Regions from separate parts of the Homo sapiens genome. Here region 2 is linked to region 1. A link is a loop called in an ENCODE intact Hi-C map of the cell type or tissue named here. Cell type or tissue: PC-9. All regions are shown on one strand. Links, peaks and the distances in the headings refer to the core of each region. The heading gives the core; the rest is flanking DNA. Region 1 has its middle 78 kb from the start of LINC01897. Region 2 overlaps NEDD4L (NEDD4 like E3 ubiquitin protein ligase).

Evidence for each region. A loop is a pair of places that touch in the nucleus more often than their neighbours do. Peaks named below come from ENCODE experiments on the same cell type or tissue, not always from the same donor. Only the 100,000 strongest peaks of a DNase experiment are listed, where the experiment ranks them.
Region 2: a loop joins it to region 1, with 20 times the contacts of the local background. A loop is called at or near these places in 96 of 110 quality-filtered maps.

The regions. Positions count from the first base shown.
Region 1 is chr18:57,875,305-57,891,173 of GRCh38, reverse strand. No RefSeq gene overlaps it. Among named protein-coding and RNA genes, the nearest start is that of LINC01897, 78 kb to the left of the region's middle. In PC-9, for the core only: CTCF peaks have their summits at 8,983 and 9,183 (motif pointing left); a DNase peak (open chromatin) is centred at 9,173.
Region 2 is chr18:58,112,448-58,128,316 of GRCh38, reverse strand. The region is part of intron 1 of NEDD4L (NEDD4 like E3 ubiquitin protein ligase); the gene reads right to left. Among named protein-coding and RNA genes, the nearest start is that of NEDD4L, 76 kb to the right of the region's middle. RefSeq lists an enhancer at 1,879-2,378. In PC-9, for the core only: a CTCF peak has its summit at 6,232 (motif pointing right); a DNase peak (open chromatin) is centred at 6,236; H3K27ac peaks cover 948 bases.

The sequences.
Region 1 (15,869 bases), core at 8,033-10,532:
GAATGAGGAGCAGAGTCATGTCTTACATGGTGGCAGGCAATAGACCATGTGCAGGGGAATTCCTCTTTATAAAACCATCAGATCTCGTGAGACTTATTCACTATCATGAGAACAATAAGGGAAAGACCTGCCCCCATGATTCAATTACCTCCCACTGGGTCCCTCCCATGAGATGTAGGAATTGTGGGAACTACAGTTCAAAGTGAGATTTGGGTGGGGACACAGCCAAACCATATCATAGAGGAAATGGGATATTTAGCTTAGAGAAGGCTTTGGGAGTCCCAAGAGCTGAATTCACATAGTGATAATTTTAACCATCATCTATTGGATAAATAGTAACAGGCTTTCTCCTCCATGTTTTATCTACATCATGCTTATTCACCTGAACCTTCACAAGCCTCTTATGAAAATAAGGTAAAGTAAAGCAAGGCAAGGCATTGAGAGCTTAAGCAACTTGTTTGAGGTCTCATAGCTCAGTTAATGTCAGGACCAGCAATCTACCAGAAGTTCTAATGCCAGTCTCCACCATCAAGAAGGAGAAAGCAAGATTTATTTTCTTTTACACCAAAAGATAAATGTAGGGATAATCGGCCAATATTCAGTAAAGCAGATTACTGGCCCAGTCTAGGAAAGAATTCTCTAACAGTTAGAGCTGTCTGGTAACCAGTGGGTGGCCCGTGGTGCCCTGAGCCTCCCATTAGGAGAGCATCCAAGCACAAGTCAGCCAACCATCTGCTGTGGATATATTAAGGAGATCTGCCATCGAATGAAGGTTGGGGCAGGAGAACTTGAGAGGATATATGTGCTTGGTTCAATGAAGCCCTCTTGAGTTCTAGGCAGTTCTCTAAAAGCCTGACATTCTAGGATTCCCCAAACCTGATAAACTTCTTTGTAATATTAAATCCACAACAATCAATGTCTTTGGAATCTTACCAGAGAAAAGCAATATCTGACCATGTTTGTTTTCTGGGCTGCTTCTCATATTCCATTCTCTCTCATCCAGGATTAATTTTACACTCATATTTTCTTTTCCTTTCTACAGTTAAGAACAATGGTGCACTTATACTGTCCTTAGCCCATTCCTGAGACATGAATAAGGCCTGAATTCTCTACTCTTAATGAATAACTCCATGTGTGCCAAATATCAATTCACACTTTATTTTATAACAAATTCTGGTTTCTTAGGCTGTGTGTTCTGACAACTTGGTATAAGAGTTCCTGGCATCCTCTGATTCACTGTGGCTTTCCATTTTCTATGATGTTTAATATCTTTATTCTGAAGCTTAAGAACGGTGACACAGGAAAGGGGCAATTTGAATTCATTAATAATAATCACTATAATGTAACCACAACCACTAACACTTACATGGTACTTATTACACACCAGGTCCCATCCTGAGCACCTTAAATATATTAACTCATTTAATCTTCATGACATGGCCATGAAGTAGGAACTATTCCAATTATCCCCATTTTAAAGGTAAGGAAACAAGTGTAGGGGAGTTAAGTAATTTGCAAGAAGCAGAGATAGGATTTGATTCCAGGCAACTGACAGTGACAGGAGGCAGCCAAATGCCTTGGCAGATAGGGGAGGGTCCCCGGTGAAACCCCACCTTCAAGCCAAAAACAGCCTGAAGGTTGAAAGACTGGATGAAACCCACGTCCCAGAGTGAGAACTTCTGTTCCTGTTTGCCCACCCTTTCCCAATTTATTCTTTCTGAATGATGACTTTTAACCAATCGAATATTGCCTTTTTCAATACTACCTACAGCCTGCCCTTCCCCTATTCTGAACCCATAAAAGCCCCAGACTTAGCCATATTAGGGGGGACATTCCTGCCTTTGGGTAGGGGGACCACTCCCACATCCCCTTTCTGCTGAAAGCTGTTTCATCACTCAATAAAACTCCCCACTTTGCTCTCTTTTTAATTGTCAGTGCATCCTCATTCTTCTTGGGCATGGGACAGGAACTTGGGAACCAGTGTGCAAGCCACACTCAGCCCAGGTGGGCCAAATGGGTGGTCCCATCTGGAGATGGTCCCATCTCCTGTAGCAGGTAGCGTGGTTGAGTGAGGCCCAAGTGGTGTGTCACTGGCTGAAGACCCCTGGCTTGCAAAGTGACCTAGAAAAAAATCCAGCTTAGCAACTGGGTTCCACTGTCCCCACCCTTAATCCACACCATCCTGCCTAGAGTGTGGGCCTGCTGATGACCAAGGGACCCTGGGCGAGTTGTCCATTTCCCAGGCTTTGGCATACTCATCTGTGACATGAAGAACAGGCCAGGTGCTGTATGACCACTTCCAGCTCTGATGTACAGGAGACAGCATTTCAAGGCAATGACACAGTATATGGACATGGCTCTATGTCCACACCCACAAGCCAGCAAAGAACCCTAAATTCACCTAATAGAGGAGCTCCTTACTCTGTTTTCTGAGCTCTCCATGCATTAAAATGACCTTATTTGATTCAGAAATCCATTCCTGGGTGTGGCTGTCTCTTCATAGAAATTACAATTAATTTCCCCTCATTTATTCCTGAGTGCAGCTGGGAAAACCAGGGGTCAGCATGTAGCAAAATACACTCTGCAACCGAAAAGTCATTTATTAGCATTCTTTAACTTCCTTTTGACTAAATAAACCATTAATCACATCCTTGAGATTCATTTATTTACTCACCAACACATTTATTGAATGCTGTTAGTGTAGCAGGCACCATGTTAGCCTGTGTCTCTGTTTAGGTTTTGGTAAAATCTGACTTGGGCGGCCACATTAGGGCTATGCTACCTGCTGTAAAACCTCCATAGTTCAAAGGTTTAAGAGATAAAAGTTTATTTCTTGTTCAGCTAAAGTATAAAACTGGTTCTGACCCAGGTTCTTTCCCTCTTGTGGCACTCGCTCCCTGGGGCATAGGAGGTATTTGCATGCAGCTCCTTGATGGGAAATGAGCAGGAGAAGAGAAGGTGCACCTTTCTCCTACTTACCTTTGCCCCAGAAGTCACGTGCAGCCCTTCTACTCATTGGTTACACTGCTGGAAACCTAGATGCAAGATCTGAGTGGGTAGATGGGGGTGGGGTGCTGAGAAATGTCACCCCAGCCTGGCAGCTTCTTCCCAGAGGAGAGCTTCTCTCTTGGGGGGCAGCTTCTGTGAAAGCTATTCAGTGGCTGATTTGTGGCACGCATACCAGAATGCACCCAGCAGGGCCTGCTGGACTCTCCAGTGAAGTTGCCCTGGGCTGGTGGGCAGGAATGCCCTGTCCGTGACACTGATGTGCACAACAGCTCCTTGGCAACTCTTCTTTGGAAATTACTTTTCAAGCAATTTGGAAGCAAAAGTTCTTTCTTTGTCAATCCCTCAGTGGTGACAATCTGCATTCTTTCTGGGCTGATTTAATTGTTGCAGATAGTCACAAGTCATTCAGAGTTAAGACTGGAACATGAAACGAGTGCGGAGTGCTCAGTAATGTTGTTTTGAATCAAAGTCAAAATGTACCACTAAGTGAAGGGATTGATTCTCTCCGGTTCCTGCCGCATGGACTCTGAGATGAGCCGAGCCCCAGCACTGTTTTGAGTAAGGGTAGGACTGTTTGATTAAGGCAGCAAAAGGAAGAACACCATTTTCTAAATATTAAATACGTAGTCCAGGACAAGTCTCCAGACCCTTTCTGGACTTGTTTCTTCATCTGTAAATTGGGAGATGGGTGTGGACTAGATCATCCCTTGCCTTCCTTGGAGCCCTGACATGCCAGATTCTAAGGATCAAGTTTTCTAAGGAGACTGCTTTGAATCCCACCTCTCATCTGCATAGGTCACTGCTGGAGGATTTGGTTTCAATACAACCTCATTTTTGTGAAAACTCAGCCTCATATTTTCAGTTATTTACACATTGTATTTTCTAGAATCAGAGGAGCCCAGGCTGGAAAACCATTCATCAAACAATTTGGAAGCAAAAGTTCCTTCTTCATAAATCCCTCAGTGTTGGCAATATGCATTCTCTGTGGACAGATTTAATTCTTGCAAATGGGTCCTAGCTCTGCCACCACACATGAACCAGGACAAGCCTCAGAACCTCTGCTTCCTCAAATATGACCTGGAAAAATCATAGCCCCCTCCCCGTGGAAATGGTGTGAACTCACAAGTCAGAAAACGCAGTGTCTGGGCATGGTGCCTGGCATGAGAAAGCACCAATAGATACGCACCATTGGGATTGGGCTATCTTGACCATTACTATCAGGTGTTCCACTCCCGGACCTGCTCCATGGTACCCCTGTTGGTGATCTGGGGGATGGGTGGACCCTCTGGCACTATCCCTCTTTGGATCGTACTGTTTTCAAAGAAAAGTCATAATAATAGCGGGGCAGTTCTACTCCCCGCTCCCAGCTTGTATCCTTGGGTCATGTCATACAAAAGCAGTCAGGCCCCTCTTCTATGAGGCAGCCCTCAAACGCAGAATGCCAGCTAGAAACATCTCACTCCAGGATCCTCACACTTGTACTTTCTGCAATTGTTCCTCTTATAAAAATGAATTCCTGTTTTTTCCCCCCCAACAATTCTGACTCCTCCTCCTTGAAAAGGAACCAGCTTGTCTTTATTTCCTTTAAAATGGGACACAGCCATGCATGGTGGTTCACGCCTATAATCCCAGCACTTTGGGAAACCAAGGCAAGAGGGTTGCTCGAGACCAGGAGTTCAAGATCAGCTTGGGCAACATAGTGAGATCTCATCTCTACAAAAATTCAAAAAAATTAGCCAGGCATGGTGGCGCACACCTGTGGTCTCAGCTACTCGGGAGGCTGAGGTGTGGGCCCTGGAAGTCAAGGCTATAGTGAGCTATGATTGCACCACTGCACTCCAGCCTGGGCAACAGTGTGAGACCCTGTCTCAAAAAATAAAAATAAAAAATAAATAAAATGGGACATATGGAATGAAGCTGTAGGTGAGACTGGGCCTGAGTCCAGCAGAGGGGGAATGTCACAACTGCACACTGAATCACTTGAGAAGCTTTAAAATCTCTGATACCCAGGCCACACCCAGCCCGTTTACATCAGATTCCCCAGGGATTTGACATCAGTATTTTTAAATCTTCTAGGTGATTTCCATGTGCAGCCAAAGTTGAGAATCACTGTTATAGATGCTTATTCCTGTTAATGTGGTATAAAATTACAATCAACACTAAAGTCAATATTGAGTCATATTTAGTCTACTGTTAAAAAACAAAACAAAACACCATGTCTCTTTTTACATGATAGAAAGCCATTGACTCTCTTTTTTTTTTTTAGAGATGAGGTCTCAATACGTTGCCCAGGCTGGTCTCAAACTTCTGAGCTCAAGCAATCCTCCTCCCTCAGCCTTCCAAAATGCTACGATTATAGGCGTGAGCCACTGCGCCCAGCTAGTTCCCAATTCTTTGTTGTTTTAATTACTTACATACAAATATTTTATACTTATAGAGATTAAATATTTTCTGGTTAAATTTGTCTCTTTCATATAACCCAGACTGAGCATGTTGGCTCATGCCTGTAATTCTAGCACTTTGGGAGGCCGAGATGGGTGGATCACCTGAGGTCAGGAGTTAGAGACCAGCCTGGCCAACATGGTGAAACCCCGTTTCTACTAAAAATACAAAAATTAGGTAGGCGTGGTGGTGACCTGTAGTCTCATCTACTTGGGAGGCTGAGGCAGGAGAATTGCTTGAACCTGGGAGGCAGAGGTGGCAGTGAGCTGAGATCGTGCCACTGCACTCCAGCCTGGGTAACAGAGCGAGACTCCATCTCAAATAGATAAATAAAATAAAATAAAATAAAAAATAAATAAATAGAATTTTAAAAGACATATAATCCAGAAGTCAACAAACTTTTTCTGAAAAGGGCCAAATAATAAATGTTTTAGGCTTTATAGGTCATGCAGTCTCTGTCTCAAGTAACCAATTCTTCCATTACAGCGCAAAGCAGCCATAGACATCCATGAACAAATGAAGGTAGATATGTTCCAATAAAACTTCGTTTATAAAAACAGGCAGCGAGCCAGATTCTCCCATAGGCTATAGTTTGTCAACCCCTGTGTAAGTGAGCAACTTTATTTTGGTTCACAGTTCTGTCATATAACACATCGGCTTCTACCTTCCTTTGCTCAACAAATCAGATAAGCAACTTTTCTTTGTTTCCATCTAAATCACTGATAAAACTGTTGAACAAGACAAATCACACCCATTAGGATGGCTATTTCACACCCAGTAGGATGGCTATTCTGAAAAAGAGAAAATAAGAAAACAATAAGTGTTGGCAAGGATGTGGAAAAATTAGAACCCTTGTGCATTGCTAGTGGGAATGCAGAATGGTGCAGTCACTGAGGAAAACAGTATGGTAGTTTCTCAAAAAAATTCAACACAGAATTATCAGGTGCTATATTTCTGGGTATACACCCAAAAGAATTGAAAGCAGGGACTGGAACAGATATTTGTATATTAATATTCTTTGCAGCATTACTCACAATAGCCAAAAGCCAGAAGCAACCCAAATGTCCATCAAAGAATGAATGGATAAACAAAATGTGGTGTATACTGCTATGATTTTGATGTGATTTATCCCTACCTAAAACTCATGTTGAAATTTGATTCCCAACATGGCAGTGTTGGGAGGTGGAGCCTAGTGGGAGGTGTTTGGTTCATGGGTCCCCATCGTCACGAATAGATTAATGTTGTCTCACTCACAGGTATGAGAGAGAGCTCTCACCTGCTCAGGAATGGATTAGCTCCTGGAAGTGGGAGTTCTTTTTTTTTTTTTTTTTTTTAGATGGAGTCTTGCTCTGTCACCTAGGCTGGAGTGCAATGGTGCGATCTCGGCTCACTGCAACCTCCAAGCGATCCTCCTGCCTTAGCCTCCTGAATAGCTGGGACTACAGGTGTGTGCCACCATGCCTGGCTAATTTTTGTTTTTTTGTATTTTTAGTAGAGATAGGGTTTCACCATATTGGCCAGGCTGCTCTTGAACTCCTGACCTCATGCTTCAGCCTCGCAAAGTGCTGAGATTACAGGCGTGAGCCACTGTGCCCGGCCTGGGAGTTCTTATAAAGTGATATCACTGCTCTTGTGATATTGAACACACCTGCTCCCGCTTTGACCTTCTGCCATGTTATAACACAGCATGGAAGCCATCACCAAAAATCAGCACCATGCCCTTGAACTTCCTGATCTGTAGAACTATGAGCTAAATAAACCTCTTTTTAGAATAAATTACCCAGAATCAGGTATTCTGTTATAACACTAAACACATTAAGACATACATACAGTGGAATACTATTCGCCTTAAAAATGAACAACCATTTTTTTTTTTTGCTTAAACAACAGAGACTTTTTTTTAAGTTTATGGATACATAATAGATGTACATATTTTTGGAGTACATGTCTATATACATTATATATTATATATACACATTATATGCAGTCATATAATGTGTAAAGATCAAATCAGGGTAATTGGCACATTCACCACTTTAAATATTTATCTTTTCTTTTTTTTTTTTTTTTTTTTTGAGATGGAGTCTCGTTCTGTCACCTAGGCTGGAGTGCAGTGGCAATCTTGGCTCACTGCAAGCTCCACCTCCCGGGTTCATGCCATTCTTCTACCTCAGCCTCCCGAGTAGCTGGGACTACAGGCACCGGCCACCAGGCCCAGCTAATTTTTTTGTATTTTTAGTAGAGACGGGGTTTCACCGTGTTAGCCAGGATGGCCTCGATCTCTTGACCTCGTGATCTGCCTGCCTCGGCCTCCCAAAGTGCTGGGATTACAGGCGTGAGCCACTGCAACAGGCCTTATCTTTTCTTTATGCTAGGAACACTTGAATTATTCTCTTACAGCTATTTTGAAATATACAACAGATTATTGTTAAGTATCATCACCCTACTGCTCTATTGAACACTAAGCCTTACTTCTTCTATTTAACTAAACATTCGTACCAATTAATCAACTTCTCTTCATCCCCATCTTTCTCCTACTCTTTCCAGCATTTGGTAACCACCAATCTACTCTCTGTCTTTATGACATCCAGGATTTTTAGTTCCCATATATGTGTAAGAACATGCCACACTTGCTTTTCTGTGCTTGGCTTATTTCACTGAACATAATGACCTCCAGTTCCTTCAATGTGGCTGCAAAGGACAGGATTTCTTTTTTTTATGGCTAATATCCCATTGTGTGGAATATATACAATATAAATAATAACTCCTTACATATATACCACATTTAGGAGTGACATTTTGATATATGCCACATGGATGAATCTTGAAGACATGCTGAGTGAAATCCCCCAGATTTAAAAAGACAAATATTGCATGATTCCCTTTATAAGGGGTACCTAGAATAGAAAAGGTAAATTCATAGAGTCAGAGACACAAAGTAGAACAGAAGTTACCAAGGACTGGGAGGAGAGGAGAATGGGGAGTTGTTGGTTTATGGGTACCGTGTTTCCATCTGAGAAGATGAAAAGGGTTTGTAGATAAACTGTAGTGATGGTTGCACAATAACGTGAATGTACACAGTGCCACAGAGCTGCACGTTTAAAAGGGGTTATTTTTATGTATATTTGACCACAATTAAAAACAATAAAAACCAAAAGAGCCTGAAGGCCAGCCTCCAAGGATCTCCCTCCAGCTGTCATCAATACCTGAGACCATACACTTCAAATACAATCACCAGCACAGAGCTGGTGATAGAAAATTGTGAATAAAAATAACTGAACCTGATGTCAGCTTCTCATCTATAGCATCTTTCCTATCATTCACAGGAGATCATAATAGATCTCATAAATGCTTTAGCATGTCTACTCACTTATTAGCTCATCGATTACTCTACCTGCTTTGTCACCTGTAGAGGAAGGAACTGAGTTTCACTTTGTCATTCTAGAAAAGATGAGTTGATGGAGGCCTCAGGACCTGCCCCGCAGCAGCACGCAGGCTGCACATCAGGGCGTGGTTAGGAGCTGCTGTGTCTCGGGTCACCTGCAGCTTCTTGACCTGAACACAGAGCTGAGGTCTGCTGGGGCCCCTCATGACATGTATACCAATCAGCAAGGCCCTGTTCTTCCATGATTTTGCTGACCTCTGTGCATACGTTGCAAAATGTTCACGACATAGCAGACCATTAAGACAGCTATGCAGGCAGTGAAGGGAGCTGTCCCTGTGGTGTGGCGCTCCCTCTCGTGGTGAATGAGGGAAAGTTCAGACAGACAAGAATTGCACACTTCCATCTGCGTTTGGCATTTTTGTAACACAGTTAAGTTTGTCCTGTAATTTTCATGTTGTAACTATAACTCTAATGAAGACTTTTGCCTGTTAATCTGGAAATAACTAGGCCTAAGATTAACCAGAAAGAAAGAGAGAGGGAGGGAGTGAGGAAGGAAGGAAAAAAAGAACAAAGAAAGAAAAGAGAATTTTTAAAAAAGAAAAATTATGATGTTTTTCTTCTTTTTAGTTTTCGGTTTCCAAGACAGTGTTCTATGGAGGTTAAAATTCTCTTATGACATAGATTTATTAAGGTACAAAATTAATTTCCTTTTGTTCCATATACCAGCCCCCTTTTATTATTATCCCACAAAATTCCATAATACAGTATTTCTTATATCACCACAAAGAAAAAGGGACCTTTCTTTTAATCTAAAATGGAGGCGTACCAGCCTGGGAAACATAGGGAGATTCCATCTCTACAGAAAATAATTTAAAAATTAGCTGGGCATGATGGTGTACACCTGTGGTCCCAGCTACTTGGGAGGCTGATATGGGAGGATCACTTCTGCCTGGGAGGTTGAGGCTGCAGTGAGCCATGATGGCACCACTGCACTCCAGCCTGGGTGACAGAGTGTGCCCCTGTCTAAACTAAAATATAAAATAAAGTAGAATAATAATATTAAAATTAAAATGGATAACTACAACAACAGATACCCTTTAAAGGCAGTTTTTCATCTAGACACCCTATAAAGGCTTGAGTATTTTTCTCTTAAAAAAAAAAAGTGACTGGGCCGGGTGGGGTGGCTCACATCTGTAATCCTAGCACTTTGGGAGGCCGAGGTGGGTGGATCACTTGAGGTCAGGAGTTCAAAACCAGTCTGACCAACACAGTGAAACCCTGTCTCTACTAAAAATACAAAAAAAATTAGCCGGGAATGGTGGTGGGTGCCTGTAATGCCAGGTACTCAGGAGGCTGAGGCAGGAGAATTGCTTGAACCCAGCAGGCAGAGGTTGCAGTGAACCAAGGTTGTGCCACTGCACTCCAGCCTGGGCAACAGAGCAAGACTCATCTGAAAAAAAAAAAAAAAGACTGACTCAATATTTTTTGAGGTCACAAACTTGAGAAATAATAAAAAACTATGGACCCCATCCCTTTTTATGCCCCTAACATGTCATAAACATACAAAAATGACAAAAAAAAACTGTGTTGCAAATTGTATACAAAAAAATTGTGTGAAGAAATGTACACATAATTCCAGGAGATTTAGCCTCCCTCGAATCCATTCATGGATCTTGAATTTCAGGATAAAAATCCAAAAGGGACCCAACATTCCCTTCAGAATGGAAGTGTGTGGAGCCCAGGAGACTGGAGCACACTCCTTTCCTCAGGTGCCTGTAGCCAGGCCTGAGTTGGAGATGGAATAAGGACTCTGCATGGGAGAGCAGCTTACTGTTGTTAAGGGAGCTTGGGGCTTTATCTCATGGTCCCTCACAACTACCTAGTGCAGTCAGTAGGGAAAGAACCACTCATTGTGGGTTGACAGTCACTAGGGGAAATGTTAGAGAAAGGCAGGCAGAAAACAAAGACTTTGTCACAAAAAGCAAACCGTTATAAAGTATTTGCCTCTCTCCTCAACATCCGTGAAGTCATCCATCTATTTTCTGAAGGCCATGGGAAAGGAAATTGTATCAGTCTGTTCTCATGCTGCTAATAAAGATATACCTGAGACTGCGTAATTTATAAAGAAAAAGAGGTTTAATGGGCTCACAGTTCCATGTGGTTGACGAGCCCTCACAATCATGGTGGAAGGGAAAGGAGCAAAGTCACATCTTACATGGTGGCAGGCAAAAGAGAGAGCATGTGCAGGGAAACTTCCCTTTATAAAACCATCAGATCTCATGAGACTTATTCACTATCATGAGAACAGCATGGGAAAAAACTGCCCTCATGATTCAATTACCTCCCACTGGGTCCCTCCTGTGACACGTGGGGATTATGGGAGCTACAGTTGGAGATTTGGGTGGGGACACAGCCAAACCATATCAGGAATAATGATAGAAATTGTCTTATCATGCCTGTAGGAACCAATGACATTCATTGAGACTATATCCTTTCAGTGTAGTCATTGAGCTATACTTACACACGTGTTTGTGGGGACAACTCTTTGAGAGGCTAGCAACTGAACACCAGGTCTTTCCCTAAACTAATGGGTGTGCTATCAGTTGGCAGGATATCCACCCTACCAACAGTATCATCATCTTTCCACCATCCCTAAGCATGCCCACGTCAACTCCAGCAGCTGGGACTGCCCCATGATGCCTTACTATGCTGTCCTGCAGTGACTGGTTATACATCTGTATTCCTCAGTGGTGCTCTAGCAAGGCAGAGACCACCCTACCATACTCCATGCATAGCACAGTACCTGACACACAATCTCATTTTCAAACTCTACTCAGGAAACTTCCATATTAGTCTACATTCTCCCAAGAAGCAGATGCCAAAAATATTAAAAGGGGAAGTGCCTCTGTGAGAAAAAAATTAGGGACGGAGTTGGGTAAATATGGCAGTGCTGCTGAACTGTGATACAAGTCTAACCATGAGTGAAGGAGAATGAGAGAGAAGGTTGGATGGAAGATTCTTAGAACACCATGCAGGGCCGGGCATGGGGGCTCACACCTGTAATCCAGCACTTTGGGAGGCAGATCACCTGAGGTCAGGAGTTTGAGACCAGCCTGGCCAACATGGTGAAACCCCATCTCTACTAAAAATACAAAATGTAACTTGGTGTGGTGGAGGATGCCTGTAATCCCAGCAGGAGGCTGAGGCAGAAGAATTGCTTGAAGCTGGGAGGTAGAGGTTGTAGTGAGCAGAGATCATGCCACTGCACTTCAGTCTGGGTGACAGAGTGAGACTCTGTTTCCAAAAACAAACAAACAAAGAAACAGAACATGCAGTCTAAAGAAGGCTCACCAAAGTCAGGTGATGGGGAGTTGGTGGTGGTCCTTGAGCCAAAGTCAACCATCTGAAGAGCGTGTGGCCCTGAATGAAGCTTAGGCCTTAGCATTCTTGCCACCCTCATTTGTTGGCTGAGAGCAGTGAATAGTCAGTGTGACCTTGGTTCAGACATGCAGTTGGAGTTCTGTGAGTTCATCTGTGTGGCCATCACGTCTTCTATCCTGCTAACTCATTGCAATTCTCCAGCTTCATTGTGATCACCAGTCTACTAATTTCACCACTTTTACCGGATCCATTGTTCCTCTGTGTCTTCATTTTTCTTCTAACCCTTGTTTTGGAGCCCTTCCCTAGAATGTCTGCATCGCAGGCACCCTGAACTCTGTGAGCCTTCTCTCAGGTGCCCACCTGGTCTAGTAGCCACTAGTAGATGTTTATTGCCATATCCTCCTTCCTCAAAGATCCCTCATTTTGTTCATGGCATTCACTGTCTTATCCTAAGCCATTAGTTCTCAAGCTTTGCCGTGCATCAGAATTGCTTGGGGGGCTTGTTAAAATACTGACTGTAGGGCCCCACCCCCCAGAATTTCTGATATAATAGATCTAGAGTGAGGCCCAAGAATTTGAATTTTAAACAAACAAGTTCCCAGGTGAGGCGGATGCTGCCGGTCCAAAAATCACACTTTGAGAACCACTGGTCTAAATCCATCCTAGAAATCCCTTGGTGCTTGCCAATGACTGATTCAGGAGGACCAGACTGAAGCCACCAGCACATGGCATTCCCATGGTAACTGTTAATGCCTGAAGGAAATGCCCTGTCTTCCCTGGCTGGTGAGAGCATGAGAGGGTTTCCCTCTCTTTTGCTCCACATGAATGAGGAAGCGGGTAGAGGTAGACTGACTGCCCCCAGCCACTGCATCACAAGAGCAGGGTGCAAGCCACGAGAAGCAGCCAATTCCATAGACAGCCAAGTAGAGGGAAAAAGAACCTGAGTCCTTGATGAACTCACGGGGCCACTGAATCAACAACCCTGGAGCTTGACCTACGTCTGAACCTTCTTTTAAGTTCAATAATTCATTTTCTTATTGTTGAAGGTGGCTTGAGAGAGGTTTTCTGTTACTCACAATGAAAAACATCCTAATTGATACACCTAGGAAACACCAAACCCTGATCTAGCTCTACTGTTTCTTGACTCTACCCACACCTAAACAGATGAATACTTTTAAAAAATCATACAAACCAATCCAACTTGGTTTACTTCAAAATTATGACCACAACTCTCACATGACACCTAGGAATGTCTGTCACTCCACTTACAATTCCTGAAAACATTCCCCTCTTACTTTCTGGGATGCTTATTCCACACTTCCTTAAAGACATATGAAATCTAATCATGTTTATCACCCTCACCTGCCCCCCCCACCACCCATCTCAGCCAACAGCATTGCCCAATATATCATAGAAAGGTGGACAGTCAAAAAAGAACCATTCCATCCCTACCATCGCATCTATCACCTTACCTGGGCTTGTACCTGCAAAATCCACCTTCTCTCTTGGTAGGGATGAAGGCCACTCCTCCACTTGTGCTTTGAGTTTCAATCTCCTTCTGCTCTCAAGAACTCTGCCCTTGCAAATATCCCCTTCATTCATGCCATATTGATTGTCCCCTCAACCAAATTATTCCCATTGGCAAATAAACATGATTTGATTTCATATGTCTTTAAAAAGTATTCTCTCTTGATTCACTCCAGCCACTCCCTCTTTTGCCTGCCCACTTTCCACCTCCCATGGGCTCTTGAACCCTCTCCAACTGAGCTTTTGCAGTGTCCACCATTCAATCAAAATGGCACTTCTTAGAGTTATTATCATACTACAGGGTGACCCATGTCAAAGACAGTTCTCCATCTTCACCTAACTAGATCTGCCAGCAGCGATAGACACACTTGAGTTCTCCTTCATTCTCAAAACACTTTCAGGCCCTGTGACTCTCCTCCCACCACACTGGCCTTTTTTCCTTGACTAATTCCTCTTTGGCTCCTCAACCTCTAAATATTGATGTTCTTGAGGACTTTTGTCTTCATCCTTCTCCTTCTCTATATCCACACTCCTCCTCTAAGTGATCTCTTCCAGTCCCAGGAAGATATAGAATTGACCACGGTCAAACTCATAGTTTCCTCTCTGGCAAGCACCAGACTGACATCCTACTGTCCACCAGATATCACCACTTGGATATCTGACAGACTTCTCAAATTTGGGGTCATATGTGAAGGGATTAAAAGACCTGGAACCGCACTAAACAAGCCAACAATCATTACAAATAATATGTAGCAATGACTTACATTGTCTATAAAAGCACATGGTTATCACACAATTTGCTTGAGCAAGCTCTACATATTGTGTGGTTGTTGAGTAGAACTGTTTGTTGACCTAAATGCACTTACTGATATACCCATGCAGTAAAATCCTTTTATGTTACAGGGAGCAGAAAATCTTTCTTTAGCATCAGTTTGATGAGATGCTGGATGTCTTACCTCTCACAGGCAGCAGGGGTTACCTACTTTTCACCCCATTGAAGGTCCAGTCCAGCTCTGTGGTCCAGTTGACAACCATCACCATAGCAACTTATATACTCATTTCTAGCAAGAATAAATAAATATGTCTTGAAGGGCAGGCTGTCACCATTCTACTTGATATTGATTCTGCTGCTCATGGACTTAAAAAAAGCTACCTTTTTTGTTTTGAAATAAGTGTAGCTGGCCGGGAACAATGACTCACGTCTGTAATCCCAACACTTTGCAAGACCGAGACGGGTGGATCACCTGAAGTCAGGAGTTCGAGACCAACCTGGAAAACATGGTGAAACCCCATCTCTACTAATAGTACAAAAAAATTAGCCAGGTTTGGTGGTGCATGCCTGTAAGTCCAGCTACTCGGGAGGCTGAGGCAGATAATTGCTTGACCCTGGGAGGTGGAGGTTGCAGTAGGCCGAGATCACTCCACTTCACTCCAGCCTGGGCGACAGAGCGAGACTCCATCTCAAAATAAATAAATAAATAAATAAATAAAATTAAAAAAAGAAAAAGAAAATGTCCTTCTAGTCCTACTTTTCTAATAGCCTTATTAATTTTTTTAAAATATTGTTGTAAGAACAAACATAGATCTATGGAACAGTATAGGAACTCAGGAATAGACCTATTTACATATTGAAACTTAATTTATGATAAAGAGGGGTCCATACAACAATGGGGAAATGATTATATGGTATACACTTTGAGGGAAACAAATTCACTGTATGGAGAAAAATGAATCTGGATCCCTAAATGAAAATACATGAAAAGGTGGATTTTAGATGGATTATTGGCTTGAACATGAAAGATAAAACCGCCAACTTAACAGAAGGAAATATAGAAAAATATATTTGTCACCTAAGGATGAAAAAAGACACTTTTAGCAAAACTTTAAGAGCATAAGCCACAAGGCAAAGATAAATATTTAAGATCAAAAAAGGATAATCATGGACAAAATTAATGAGAGATAACAGAACGGTCGAAGATATTTGCAATTCCTAAAACTGAGAAAAGGATTGTTTCCCTAGATACATGGACCCCCCCACAAATCAATGAGAAAATAAACTAGCAGTCCTTCTTTTTCCATGGTTGCTTATGCTTCAGGTGTCATAGCTAAGAAGCAATTACCTAAT
Region 2 (15,869 bases), core at 4,722-7,221, 240 kb before region 1:
TGAGCACGCTGGGAGGCCGAGGCGGGTGGATCACCTGAGGCCAGGAGTTAGAGACCAGCCTGGCCAATGTGGTGAAACCCCATCTCTACTAAAAATACAAAAATGAGCCGGGTGCAGTGGCGGGAGCCTGTAGTCCCAGCCACTTGGGAGGCTGAGGCAGGAGAATCACTAGAACCCAGGAGGTGGAGGTTGCAGTGAGCCGAGATCGTGCCATCGCACTCCAGCCTGGGCGACAGAGTGAGACCCTGTCTCAAACAAAACAAAACAAAGGAAAGCAAAGCAAAACAAAACAAAACAAAACAAAAAAATTAGCCGGGCATGGTGGCACTGGGCTGAGGCACAAGAATCACTTGAACTGGGAGGTGGGGTTTGCAGTGAGCCAAGATCGTGCCAGCCTCGGTGACAAAGCAGGACTCTGTCTCAAAAAAATAAATAATAAATAAATAAATGTTGATTCTTTTTTTTTTTTTTTTTTTGAGACGGAGTCTCACTCTGTGGCCCAGGCTGGAGTGCAGTGGCACTATGTCCGCTCACTGCAAACTCCGCCTCCCGTGTTCACACCATTCTCCTGCCTCAGCCTCCTGAGTAGCTGGGACTACAAGCACCTGCCACCACGCCCAGCTAATTTTTGGTATTTTTTAGTAGAGATGGGGTTTCACTGTGTTAGGCCAGGATGGTCTCAATCTCCTGACCTCGTGATCCGCCTGCCTCGGCCTCCCAAAGTGCTGGGATCACAGGTGTGAGCCACCGCACCCGGCCGATTTTTTTTTTTTTAAATAAAGGTGAGGTTTCGCCATGTTGCCCAGGCTGGTCCCAAACTCCTGGCCTCAAGCGATCTTCCCGCCTCGGCCTCCCAGTGTGGAGATTACAGGTGTGGGCCACCGTGTCCAGCCTGAAATGAATAAATGAATCATAATGGCAAAGGTATCATCCTGAACCTTCACACAGCCAAAGAATTGTGTTTGTAAACAAATACAGCGCTGCCCACAGAATGTCGTCCTGTGATGACGGGGACGTCCACATCTGCAGCGTCCTGTGGGCAGCCACTAGCCGCATGTGTCTACGGAGCACCTACAATATGGCTAATACCACGGAGGACCTTTCTATTTGTTTTATTTAAGCTCAACTGGAATCTAGCCTGGTGTGGCCAGCACTCCTTTATGGGCCAGTATAGCTCTGGTCCGCCAGGAGGGAGGATGACAGGAGACGGGGTTTGCTATCAGAGAAAAGCAAGAGAGCATGAACAGGTAAGCAGAGAAGAAGGTGACCAAGCCGCGAGCAGCCGTCACCCCAGTCTCACCTATCCCGACAGGAATGCAGACAGAAACCCAGAGAGAGAATCGCAAGGGTTCTCTGGTCAGTCAACCCCAGGTGAGGACAGGGCTGCCCAGGCAGGCACCTCACCCCTGGGTGCTGGGGTGCGGGTGCCAAGGCAGAGTGAGAGTCTGCAGGGAACTGACATTCCTGGGGGGTGCAATAGACACCTGCAAAGAAATAAGCTAATTTTATGTTTAGAAAGTGCTACAGAGGCAACAGAAAAGGGTAACCGACTGCTGGGGAGGATATGGAGAGACTGGAGCTCCCACTTGATGCTGGTGGGAATGCAAATGGTGCAGATGAAAAACAGGCCAGCAGCTTCTCAAATGCTTAAATGTAGAGTTACCGTAACTCCATGGTTATTCCATTCCTAAGTCTATGTCCACACAAAAACCTGCACACAAGTGTTCATGGCAGCATCATTCTACCAAAAAGTAGAAACAAACCAAATGCTCATGAATTGATGAATGGACTTTTTAAAAAAACAGGTGGTATATCCATACAATGGGCTATTATCTGCCATAAAAAGGAATGAAGTACTGATGCATGCTATCACACGGGATGGGCCGTGGAAACACGCCACGTGAAAGGGGTCCCAAGCAAAAGACCCCCTAGTATGATTCCGTTTATGCAAAATATTCAGAATCAGCACACCTACAGAGACAGAAAGATAGGGTTCTCCAGGGGCTCAGGGGAACAGGGAATCACAAAGTCATAGCTAAAGGATACAAGGTTTCTCTTTCAGCTGATGAAAATTTTCTAAAATTGGCTATGGTGATGTCTGCACATGTGTGTGAATATACTAAAAGCCACCGCATTGCATCACCCATTAAATGGGTGAATTGTAAGAGATGTGAATTTGATCTCAATAATGACTGGGGAGAAAGCTGCAGCTGGAGTGTTCAGGCCTCTCGGAGCAACGGTCCCCTTCAAGGCTAAAGGGAGTCAGCCCCGTGAGGATGCAGGCGAAGGGCGTTCTGACCAAAAGTAACAACAGCAGATGCCAACTTCCCCAGACTGGAACCCGTTTGGTGCGTGCGCCAGGCAGACGGATGCCCGGGTGGCGGGACCTGCCCTGTCCATGAGGTAGCCACAAACAGCTGCCAAGTACTGGAGATGTGGCTGGCTAAATTGAGAGGTGGTAGGTCAAACTTCCAAGACCCCGGATCAAAAGAAAAGACTGTTAAATACTTGATTAATCTTTGTGTGAATACTGATTACATGTTGAAATATTTTTGATATCATGAGTTAACTAAAATGCATTAAAATTCATTTCACCTGTTTTCTTTTTAATGTGACTACTAGAAAAGTTACCGTACATAGGTGGCTGGCATTTGCGGTCCAAATTATATTTCCTGGGCTGCATGAGGCACAGAGAAGAGAGTGGAGAGGCTGGCAGTGGGGTGGTGACTCGAGATCATATAAGGGCTCAGAGGCATGAGGCAAGAGTGAGCTTTAGTTCTAAATGTGATGGGCCACTGAGGACCTGATGTGATTTCATTTCTACCATGAACACATCGCTCTGACTATTCCAAAGACTGGAGGTGAACAAAGAAGGGGGTGGCCAGAGAGAATGACATGAAAGCCTGCCTCAACTGGTCAGATTCAGAAACACACACACACACACACACACACACACACCCTCCTGGTGGGGGGAAGAGGACAGTGTTACAGTTAAGAGCCCAGGCTTAGAAACACATTGCTTGGATTTAAATCTCAGCTGCAACACAGGAAATTTCTGTGAGCAAATTATTTAACTTCTCTGTGCCTGACCTTTCTCATTCACAAATAGGTTATTACAGGCCAGGCGCGATGCCTCACACCTCTAATCCCCACAATCTATAAGTCAAAGTGGGAGGATCGCTTGAGGCCATGAGTTCGAGACCAGCTTTGGCAACATCATGAAACCCCATCTCTCAAAATGTTTTTTAATAAATTAGCTGGTGGCAAGCACCTGTAGTCCCAGCTACTCAAAAGGGTGAGGTGGGAGGACTGCCTGAACCCAGGAGTCTGACGCTGCAGTGAGCTATGATTGGACCACTGCACTCCAGCTTGGGTGACAGTGTAAGACCCTGCCATTCATTCATCCACACATCCATCCATTAATTAATTAATTACATAGGTTTTAATAGCCTTCCTCATGCAGGTTAATACACTCTTCTTCAAATGCTTAGAATGGTGTCAGGCACATAGGAAGCACTCAATAAATGTTAGTGATTATTATTGAATAAAGTATGTGAGGGAAGATGATAAACTTGTTTTTTTACTGAGAAACCAGGTAAGAGCTGGTGCCGTTTAGTGACAGTGGGCAGGATGTGGTGGTGAAGGCAGATCTGGGCAGGAAGAGCAGCGGCTCCATGTGGGCCACGTTAAGGTTGAGAATCATCTTGGTCCTCAAGTGGGAATGCCAGACAGAGAGGTGACTCTCTAAAGATGGAGCACAGAGGTGAGGAGGCTGGGCTGGCAGCCTCAAGGTGAGATTCCACTTACAGAGAGTGTTGGAAGGTTTGGGATGGATGGAGACAGAGCACAGAAGGCACTTGGAGCAGCACTTGGAGGCGGAGAAGCAGAGGAGTAGCCAGAGGGAGACCAAGGAGGAGCCATCGAGGAGGCCGGGGAGGAACAGACAACATGCCACACAGAAATCGGGCTTAGTGGAGTCAATGCTCTCAAAGGCACCGCAGGCGGAGGAAGATGAGGGCAGGCCATGCACGAGTCTGACCAGATGTGGTCCCTCACAGGCTCACCCAGGACAGCACAGCTGGCACTGACATCCGGCCTCCCACCCGGGGAACACCCTCTGGCACTCTCAGAAGGGACAGCTTGTCACCCGGTCATTGGAGAAGGAATGGACACAGTTACTAGACTGGAAGGGGCAATCGGAAGGCAGGCGCTGGAGAGGGCAGGATATAGTCTCTACAGGTCACTTCTTTCTACGGAGTGAGGCACAACAGGGGCAGTGGCCAAGAGGGACGTGGCACTGGTAAGGACATTTTTAAAGAGAAACGTCATAAGGCCTGTTTTTACGCTATTTGGAAGGATGCGGAAGAAAGGAAGAAACGAATAATGCAGGAGGAAAAAGGGTTAACTGCAGGAGTGACATCCTTGGGAAGCAGGAAGAAGATGCCTTGAGAGTGGCAAGGGGCCTGAGTGAGACAGGAGCTGGGGAAGCCTCCGCGGCAGCAGGTGGAAAGGTGGAGGCGAGACAGGGGGTCTCACTGACTGAACGGCTTCTTTCCTCAATGAGACAAGCAGCAAAGTCATCAGCTAGGAGAATGATGGGAGGTGTGGAGAACTGATGAGCAGAAGGTATGAAAGAGTTTTCTCTGAACCGATGAAACTGCTGCAAAAGTGTAATAAGATTCCTGATACAATGAGTGATGACAGCCGATCTGAAGAGATGCAAGTCCAGTTGGCAGTTTTGGAATAATTGTGAAAGTGGGTTTAACCAGGGTGGGGTGTCCAACCGGGGCGGGGGTCTCCTCAGGGAGTACAAAGCAGTTTGGCTGTTTACAGGAAGGGACCATGAGGTTCAGGCTACAGCAAAGTCCCCTGAGGGCACCGGAAAGGGGGTGAAAAGGTGGTGGGTCCACAGATTGGCAAAGCCCGGGATTTCCAAGACGATTTCAAGTGGGAAGGCTGGGAACGGAAGATCGCAGAGTGGGGTGCCTGAGATCAGGGTTCTAGAGGCTAACCTGGACGAGATCTAAAAAGGGTCACTAAAATGAGGTACAGAAAGGCAGCTGGACCAGAAGAAGTCAAGAATGGACAGGCCAGGTTGCTGGGTGGATACTCTGTGAAGAGACCAGCAGGGTTGGCGGTGTCTTCAAGGGCCAGCCAGGCTTCCATTAGAAAGAGAAGGTGCGGGAACATTCAGAGGTGGTGGAGGATGTAAGGATGCTGCCATGACAGGGAACCCAAAAGGCACAGAGGCAAGAACAGTATAACAGATATAAACAGTCAGTGGGGCCAGGTGCAGTGGCTCACACCTGTAATCCCAGCACTCTGGGGGGCTGAAGTGGGTGGATCACTTGAGGTCAGGAGTTCGAGACTAGCCTGGCCATCATGGTGAAACTCCATCTCTGCTAAAAATACAAAAATGAGCCAGGCGTGGTGGCACACACCTGTAATCCCTACTCAGGGGGCTGAGGCAGGAGAATTGCTTGAACTTGGGAGGCAGACACTGCAGTGAGCCGAGATCATGCCATTGCACTCCAGTCTGGGCAACAGAGCAAGACTCTGTCTCAAAAAAAAAAGAAAAAGAAAAAAGAAAAAAAATCCATCAGTGGGATGGGTGGACACCACTTGACAACTGCTTTGAAAGCAAACAATAAATCAGCCAGGTATAGCAGCCTCATTAACTCAGCAGTATCTAAATACACATCATGTGAAAAGTTACCACAAATTTTAAGTCTCTTAAAAAGGGCAAGTTGGAGGTAGCAAGGCAAACACCACTCCAGGGCTCACTAGACTTTTATATTTTATTTTATTTTATTTTATTTTAGACAGAATTTTGCTCTTGTTGCCCAGGCTGGAGTGCAATGGCGCAATTTCGGCTCACTGGAACCTCCTCCTGGGTTCAAGCTATTCTCCTGCCTCAGCCTCCTGAGTAGCTGGAATTACAGGCGCCCGCCACCACACCCGGCTAATTTTTGTATTTTTAGTAGAGACGGGGTTTCACCGTGTTGGCCAGACTGGTCTCGAACTCCTGACCTCAGGTGATCCACCCGCCTTGGCCTCCCAAAGTGCTGGGATTACAGGCGTGAGCCACAGCACCCGGCCTAGATTGAGTTTTAGACACTTGTCAGCAACTAAACACTGCCAACCCTGCCATCAGGTTGTGGGCACAAAACCATCACTTCCACCCCAGCCCTAGGGCTGAATGGCAGCTGTAAGCCAAAGGGCTACCACTAGAGGGCGACACAGCCCAAAGACTTGAGCAACTCCCAGGCACTGATTTTAATAAAACAAAGCTCTGAGCAGAACGAGTTGAAATTTCTCAAGTTCAAAAACCTAGTTTATTTTTTAAATGAAACAATACTATAAAAACATAGAAAAAACACATATATGGGTGTGCAGAGAAAAAGGTCTCAAAGGCTTCACACCAACCTGGTAACAGGGAAAATAAGACATGGGAAGGGAATGGGGCAAGGCAGAGAAATGGCAGACCTCCACTTTTTAGCCTAAAGGCTATGCTGAGTATTTTTCAAGATTGCATTCATATATTATTGGGATAATTTTAAAATACATTACAAATCAGAAAATATAATAAACATAGAAAACATATAGTTGGCCAGGTGTGGTGGCTCATGCCTGCAATCCCAGCACTTTCGAAAGCCAACACAGGATGATGACTTGAGCCCAGGAGTTTGAGACCAGCCTGGGCAACACAGTGAGACCTCATCTCTACAAAAAAAATTTTTGTTAATTAGCCAGCTGTAGTGGAACTCGCCTGTGGTTCTAACTACTTGGGCAGTTGAAGTGGAAGGAGCGCTTGAGCCTGCAGTGAGCCAGGGCCACACCACTGCTCCAGCCTGGGTGATAGAGAGACCCTGTCAAAAAAAAAAAGAATGAAAGAAAAGAAAGAAAGATTAACAACTGAACAAAACTTGCTACAGACAGAATCTCCAAACCAGCAGCATTCAGAAGGGTTCTAAAATCTATCTCACTGAATTCTGTAGGTAGTTCCTGAGGAAAACCGGGCCCCCAAAGAGTAATTTGCTCCAACAGGGGCCAAAGTTAAAATAACAGCCCACTCTCATCCAAGATCCTAATAACACACGTGAGAATCCTTTCTCTGTTGTGTCCTCTACTAAAATGCTAGCAGTTATGGTTTGGTCATCAATTCTCTATCTTACTAATATCATTCTACACTCTGTTCTCCCCACCAAAAAAAAGAGAAGACACTTTTACTTAGATCACATTGCTGAAATGGCATGTCTTCCTTTGGCTAAATTAAATTTTAACAAATATCTGTTGAAACTTTCATCACTTGATAGAAAAACATCACTTAATTATTATAAATCTAAAAACCTACCTAAGTCCATATCTTCAAATTATCTGCAATGTATAAAAACAGTCCAAGCAGAATATGGTAATAGTCACCTGAGTACATAAAGATACCAGTGGGGATGGGGGAGTGAGGGGGGGATTACATCTGTTGGACTAAAGAAAATTTTCCTGAATTTGAAGGTAGAAAGGGACTTTTTTTCTTTTTTTTGAGATGGAGTCTTGCTCTGTCACCCAGGTTGGAGTGCAGTGGCGTGATCTCGGCTCACCGCAAGCTCCGCCTCCCAGGTTCATGCCATTCTCCTGCCTCAACCTCCCGAGTAGCTGGGACTACAGGCTCCCGCCACCACGCCTGGCTAATTTTTTTGTATTTTTAGTAGAGACGGGGTTTCACTGTGTTAGCCAGGATGGTCTCGATCTCCTGACCTCGTGATCCGCCCGCCTCAGCCTCCCAACGTGCTGGGATTACAGGCGCGAGCCACCACGCCCGGCCGTGGCATTTTTTAAAGGGTGAACATTTGCTGCATACTCATTATGAGCTGGGCATTGTACTGATAGTATTTTATGTTTTGTTACCTCATTCCATCCTCACAAATCCCAGTGAGGTAACTGTAATTAACCTCATCGTAGAGGGAGGGAGAATACAATTGGCCAATGAATAGCAGAACCAGGACTCAAACTTAGGACTGCCTAATCCACACCTGCTCTTGGCTGACATCAGAAGGCCTTGTCTTTACTCCTCCTGGTGTGTTTCATTTCACCCCCTGCCTCTCTCCATCCTTGCTGTCTGGCCTCGACAGGGATTTCTGCCTTTCTATTTGGGCAGTCCAATCTGGCTGACGTCAAGGCAGCCAGAGAGGTTTCATGGGTTCTGAAGAGAGCAAGCAAGAAGGGATCCAGAGACTGGAGAGGCCGATCCTGGCAAGGAGACTTCTTCCTTAAAGGATCAACAGGCAGAGGGAAGATCTTCAAAGACGATTAAGGAAAATTATCAGATGGCTTGCTCCACAATGCGATGTGTGCCAATCTGCTGCAGAGGGAGATTAAAGGGGGCCTGGGGAGCCAGGTAAGAACAGGCCGTGGTGCTTGACCCTGGCTGCTATGAGAACCACCCGGGCAGCTTCTAAGCAAACCGCCAATGTCCAGGCCTGCCAGCCCCCGACCAATGAAGTCAGCATTTCTGGGTGTGAACCCCAGGGCATGGGGGCAGAGGTAGGGTTTTAAACCTCCCCCAGGTGATTCTGATGTGCAGCCAAAATTGAAAACCACTGGGCCAAACCAATAGCTAGGCGAACTGGACAGTTACACAGGGTCCAGCAGGGGCTGCAAACTCTCAGTCGTCCAGTCCCAGCTGGCTGAATCCACTTGTTATAAAGCTACACCGCTTAGCTTGGTGACATTCACCAGCAATTTCTGCGGCTAGGAACAGAGAGAACACACCAGGGCCATCCGGGACAGCAGGTCAGTGGATCGGGGTAAAGGTGTGTAGTGTGACTGCAAAGACACTGTGGCAGCTGCTGATGAAGGAGTCCAGGCTGATAAGCGATTCCAGAACACAAATGCCAGAAAGAGAGACTCCAGGGAGGCCCAGAAACCAGGCTGGGGGCAGAAAAGGACCTCAGAATAGCCTGGGTACCTTTTTCAACACAAATGTATACAGGTGCCCACACCTCCCCCACCTCCCCCATTGCTCTGGCCCTTAGGAAAGTGAGCAGGCAACTGGACTTTGGCAAAGCCCTCCCAGGCTTCCACTCTCCATGGCCCATGAGAATGACTGGAACAGAAGGGAAAGATGGGGACAAAGGGAAGGTGGGGCATGAGGGGTAAGGTTGGAGAGGGCAGACTGCAGAGCCTGAGAGCTTAGAGGTGAAGTGTTTTCAATGAAGACTGGCTTGGATTAAAGAGAAGGAAACATTATTGGATTTACTTCGCTGACAAAAGATGAGGACAGTGTATTAGCAAGCACAGCCACAGGGCTATCAAGAGCCTTTGGGATGACCCCGGGCCTGGGTAACAACAAAATCCAAGACCCAGAAAGGTAGTAGCAGGTGGTGTGAGCTGAGGTTAGGACCTTCAAGAGAAACCCAGTTCCGCTTGGGGGGCTGAAGAGGATCTGGAATCAGCGCCCACCCAGGGAACAAGAAATGTCAGCACTGAGTGTGATGTCAGCTCCCCCACCCACAGGACACAGGGGCCTTCACTGGAGAGTGGGAGAAAGTGTGTCCTTCCTCAGCTGGGAGATGAAGAAATCAGATGGGCTTCTCTTCGCTCTAGTGATTTGGTAAGTATTTCAGGACATCTTCAAAGATTCAGTGCAAAAGATTTGGCAACACCGCCCCCACCACCCCGCCACACACACACAGACACATACATACACACAAACAACAACAAAACAAAAAAGAAGAAAAGGGAGGATGAACAAGAGGAGGAATACAGGTTCCTAGAGTGGCGAGCACTGAAAAGCAGCAGCGCAGTTCTTTCAGATTTTTATTTTAATAAATAGGATTTTGTAAACAAATTGTTTTAACACACTCATTGATGAAGCAGAGCTTCTAGTTATATCCATAAAAGAGATGAGAAAGTAGGAAAAGCCACAAGTCTGCTTCACCAATTTCAGTTTCCATTTTTATCTACTCAAAAATGTTCAGACCACAAATTCTGCATCCACAGCCTCACGTCACAGGCATCATAAGCACCTGACAAGTGCTTACTGCGCAAGCAGCGCCTTACCAGAATCCGGCAGGATACGTAAGAGCATGTGCCTCTTGATAACCATGTGTTCACAAAGAGATCTGTGTGTTCACTGACACAGCAGATGTGAATTCTGAGTCATACACAGGTTAAGGTTCACTCTAACAACTTGGCAATGCCAGCCGAACTTCTGAGGCTATTGCATGAAGGAAAAGGGAAGGGAGCTAGTTAAGTCATCTTGAGGGGACAAAGAAATGTGGAGTGGTGCAGTCTCCAGTGTCAAGTCCATTCTTTCTGCTGGGCTGTCATTCACACTAAGCATACTGGAGCAGCTGTTCTAAAAAATGAAAGCAATGCCTGAATAAAGCAGAGCCAGCCACTATCCAGAGGTTAGGAGAGGGGAAGCTTCTCCTGGCAGCACTGACGAGGAAGACGGGAAACATTCTATACACTCCATGTCATGGAGTATATAGGTGTGTAGTGTGACTACAAAGACACTGTGGCAGCTGCTGCTGAAGGAGTCCAGGCTGATAAGCGATTCCAGAACACAAGTGCCAGAAAGAGAGACTCCAGAGAGGCCCAGAAACCAGGCTGGGGGCAGGAAAGGACCTCAGAATAGCCCGGGTACGTTTTTCAACGCAAATGTATACAGGTGCCCACACCTCCCCCTATTGCTCTGGCCCCGTCAGGGTAACCGTGAGCCACGTTTGCTACATTTCGAACAATCCCAGGGAAACTGGTTCAAAGACAACTGTGAAGCGATGAGGATGGTTTTCATACATACAGACCTCTGGTCTCATTAGCTTATAATTTTACCTTTTCCACTATAATGCAGTTCCCCAATAAAGAATAAAAAATGGCTGACTGCTTCCCATTTATTCCCGTAAATAAAGATTAACACACAGAAGCAATGTGGCTGACATCCAAACTCAAAAGTGTACACAAATCAAATTCGAATATGATAAAAAGTAAATTGATTGTGTATTATCTTGAACATAAATTATTCTGGATGGTAATGAGGATGAACTGTTTTTCCTGCTCCAAGGCAACTGGGCCTGGAGGTATTCTACTTCTTCAATAATATATGTGCTGATTTACATTAGTGTCTGGAACCATGACCTTAAATGAATCTGTAAAAAACAAAGCACTTGAGCAAAGAGGCGGTTCTGCAAATGCTCCAGAAGAGGAAAATCTGTCTGAAAATTCTTAGTTCATTCCTCAACTGTTTACTAAGCACTTGCTTTCTCCCAGGTATGTTAAGAGCTGCCGCTTTCTTACTCCTGAAATTCCCTTCTAGATGGAAGAAGCTCTGTCCAGCATATTCCTCCTGCCTCTCCCACCCTCACACACTCCAACCAGGGTAAGAAAGAAGGGCCAGCGTTGGCAGGAGTTTGGGTAAAGAACTGGCTGTGCCAAGCCAAGCCCCCGCTCCTTGCTGTATTGTATCCTTCACAAGGAGATCAGTCCAAAGGATGGACCATCAGTGTGAAGAGCAGCTCAAGCCCATGCTGGCACTCACCAGGGTGGGCATGGGGGATGTTAAGTCTGCCTAATTCCATGTTCTGTGTTAGGAAGCCCACTGGCCTGGACATAGAAGCCACATTCCTCTATGTTAAGCCTTTGCCCTAACAAAGGTGATGCTCTGGTCTCCCTCTGCAAATGCTTTTGTTATTTCTCTGGTGAACTGTACTTACTGGACCCCCTTGAGTCCCTTGAGCTTAGAACTGTGCTACTATTGTATAGGGCAGTACAGTTTACAACCCATGAGCTGGCCCCAAATTTAGGCTGCATTAGATGCACCTGAAGGGGTTATTTTAAATTGCAAATTCCTAAGACCCAGGCCATAAACTCTGATGCAGCAGATCTGCAGAGGGCTGACATCTGCGCCTGGAAGAACCGCAGCTAAACCAAAACCACATTATGAGAAGGCATGGAAAAAAATTCATGGATCTCTATACCTCTGAGCTTTAAAACAAAAACACAGTATTTTAATAAGTCTGATTTTCCACTTCCATAAAATTAAATGATTTTGTGGTTGATTTGGTGACTCACAGAAAATGCTTACAGGGCAAGAAGACTGGAAGTAAGAAACGCAATTCTGAGCGTGCTGTCTGGAAGAAGCGCTGTAATCAAATGACCAGGTGGTCACTGCGTTCTATCAGGATGTCAGCCTAAGTTAGCCAGAGCCCAAAGAGGCACACTGGGGTGTGCGCTGGGTCCCTGTGCAGGCACAGGAACCACTGAGAAGGACACAGTAGTTTTGGGGGAAAGTTGGCTGTACCGGGTTTGGTCAAGCTATCCAAAAATCATCAGGCCTAAACACGCCTTGCTCCTCCAATAACATCAATTTCCAACCCAAATTTAAAGTTAACAAACGTAGAGTGCTTTCTAGGGCCTGTCAAAGAGACACACTGTACTGATTTTGCTAACCTCTTAGCAAGGGAAAAATAATCCTATTTCAAGATCTATAATGTCAAGTTTGCCCAAAAGGTGAAGTTAAAACTAACTCTGTATTAATAATATTCCGGGAAGTGCTCCCCTCTGTCAACGTTTTGCTCATGTCCCAAGTGTCCCCACGGCATTGCCACGCAACACAAGAGAGGATGCACATTCCCTCCATTTAGGCAGCAGTTCAACAGAACTAACGGGAGAGAGTAAGTCAATCTTTCAAAAGTCCAAAAATCCTCAATCCCCATTCTCAATTCAGACCAGGTTCACAGTCTCCTTCCCCACCAGAGTTCTGGAAATTAGAATCCAGTATTTCTCAACAACTTCTACAAGTATGAGAAATTTAAACTCATCTTGAGAGGACTCCTGGGTTCCCTCTGAATATTTTAATATCCTGCATTAATGAGGAAAATGCAACTAACCTCCTATGTTTCCTAAACAGACTTGTCTTCCCGAAAAACTTGAATGTAAGCAGGGAATTGCATCTCCCCTAGGACTGCTTTAAAAACCTCTACCACTTACTACAATGGATTCCCAGAAGGCAACTGGACTGCATGATTCTAAGGCACCTACTGTGGGCCCAGAACCAGAAAAAAAAAAAAAAAAGAAAGAAAGAAAGAAAAGAAAAAAGAATGAAAAAGAAAAGAAAAACATCTCAGGCAAATACCAATAGGAGTCGGCAAGAAGACAAAGGCCAGTGAGCCAGGTTCACAATATCAGACGCCTAAGGTTTAGCCTACCACTGCCGCAGGTGGAATGACGGTCCCCCAAGATGCGCGAGTCCTAATCCCCAGAACCTGTGACTAGGTCAGCTTACACAGAAAAGGGGGATTAAGGCTGCAGATGGAATTAAAGTTGCTAATCAGCAGACCTTAAAATAGGGAGATTATCCTGGATTATCCAGATGGACACAATGGAATCACAAGGGCTCCTGAAAGTGCAAAGGGAGGCAGAAGGAGAGCATCCCAGGAGGAGATGTGACCATGTGGGAATGGCCACAGAGATGCTACTCTGCTGGCTTTGCAAACGCAGGGAGGGGACAATGAGCTGAGGCTGCTAGATGTCCTGCAGAAACTGGGAAAGGCAAGGGGATCCTCTCCTAGAGCCTCCGGGAGGAACACAGCCCTGGCGACACCTTGAGTTTAGCCCATGTTAGACTCTACCCTACAGGACTATGACTATGAGATATAATAGCAAATCCGTGCTGTCTGCAGCCACCGCTCTGCGGTCCTGCCTTACAGCAGCCACAGGAACCCCACCTGGGATGCTCCAGAAAGTCCATGCTCCCATCTTCACGTTCCAGCATGACTTCTGCCCATGTATGTCAAGTACTATACAAAGACATAATGGATTTTAAAAAGCAAGACGGTAAAAGATAAAGGTTTTAAAAAATCTCTTGACTGCTGGAGGCCAAGAGTTTGGGATCCCCTGGCACACACATAGACTTCCTGCTTTTTACTTTATATGTGTGTATGTGTGTGTGTGTGTGTATATATATATATATTTTTTTTAAATCTCCCAATGGATTCCAAAAGCAAAAACACCTTTACCCTACAAATGCTGCCCAACAGCAAAACTGTCACTAGAAGCAACACTTCATCTTGAGCGTAAATAACAAATTTGCCCAAGTACTAGAAATCTGTGAAAGCACGTTTTCTAATTTAGTTGATAAATTGTAATGATGGAAGGGTCACTCAGAGTTGTTTAAGAATGCACAGCCCTAAAAACTCAAAAGTGGTTTCTGCCTTGTCTCTGCCAGGGCCTACGTTCATATTTTAAAAACACAAAAAAACATTAAAGGAGATCTCTCCCAGCAACACAAGCGAGCCAAAGTGCCCTGCGGCTGGTATGAGAGCGCACATACCCTCACAGGGGACAGAGGACAGAAAACGTGGGCACTGAGGCCCCATGTCCCTAGCCGCAGCCCCCACCCCCAGCCATCTCGGTCTTGGGCAGGAAGACCCATGAGGTCCCAGTCTCAGTTCATAACTTGTCCCCCTGCATCTATTCTTGCCACCAACCCCACACCCCCAATCCCAATCCATCTGCCACACAGCAACTAGAGTGGGTTTTGTTTTGTTTTGTTTTGTTCTTTAACTTGGATAATGCCTCCCCTCTGCTAAAACCCTTCAATGACATAGCACCCCACCTTGAATAATGCCCAAATTATCAGCTCGTCCGTAAGGCCGTCCCACTTTGGCCTCTATGAGCCCCTCTTCTGGCAGTCTCTGCACTCCAATACAGACTTTATTTCAGTTACTCTAACCTGCCAGAGTGTCCCTGCCTGGGAAACCCCCTCCAGCCACCACAGTGTCCTTCCCAGGCAAGCTCCTCCCCTTCCTTTAGGTCTCAGCTAAAGATTTTTCCTGCTTCAAAAAGGTTCTTCCTGACTCAACCCCCACCAAAGAGAAAGTCAAACTCAATTTGAGAAGCCCCTCTAATTCTCTCTTGGAAATCCCTTTCCTTCTACAGCCATTGTTCAATCTGTAATCACATCTGCCTTGATTCAATAAAGGTATATTTCCCCAACTAGACCATAGACTCCATGAAGCAGGGACCTTGTCTACTCTGTCACCAATCATCATCAATCAAGCATGAAATTCAGACTCATCACTCAATAAAGTGTGTTGACCAAATATACAAACTACAGAGTGGTCAGCATTGCTCCCCTTTAGAAGCTGCCTTTAAGTTTGGGTTCCTCTAACAAACTATCACAGACTGCGTGGTTTATAAATAACCGAAACTTATTTCTCACAGGTTTGGAGGCTGGGAAGTCCAAGATCAAGGTGCTGGCAAATTCAGTGTCTGACTAGGGCCACTTCCTGGTTCACAGAAAGCACGTTCTTTGCTGTATCCTCACATGGTAGAAGGAGCAAACAAGCTCACTTGGCCTCTTCTTATAAGGGCACTAATCCCATTCATGAGGGCTCTACCCTCAGGACCTAATCACGTCCCAAAGGCCCCACCTCCTAATACCATCCCATTGGGGTTTAGGATGCAAATATTCAGTCTATAGTAGAGACCACATGATTTCACATTATATTAAAAATGTATATATAATGGGCCAGGCATGGTGGCTCATGCCTGTAATCCCAGCACTTTGGGAGGCCAAGGCAGGCAGATCACCTAAGCTCAGGAGCTCGAGATGAGCCTGGCCAACATGGAGAAACCCCATCTCTACTAAAAATACAAAAAATCAGCTGGGCATGGTGGCACATGCCTGTAATCCCAGCTACTTGGGAGGCAGAGGCAAGAGAATCACTTGAACCCAGGAGGTGGAGGTTGCAGTGAACCAAGATCACACCACTGCACTCCAGCCTAGGCATCAGAGTGAGACTCTGTCTCAAAAAATAATAATAAAATTTTAAAAATCTCTCTCTATATATATATACATACTGAAAATA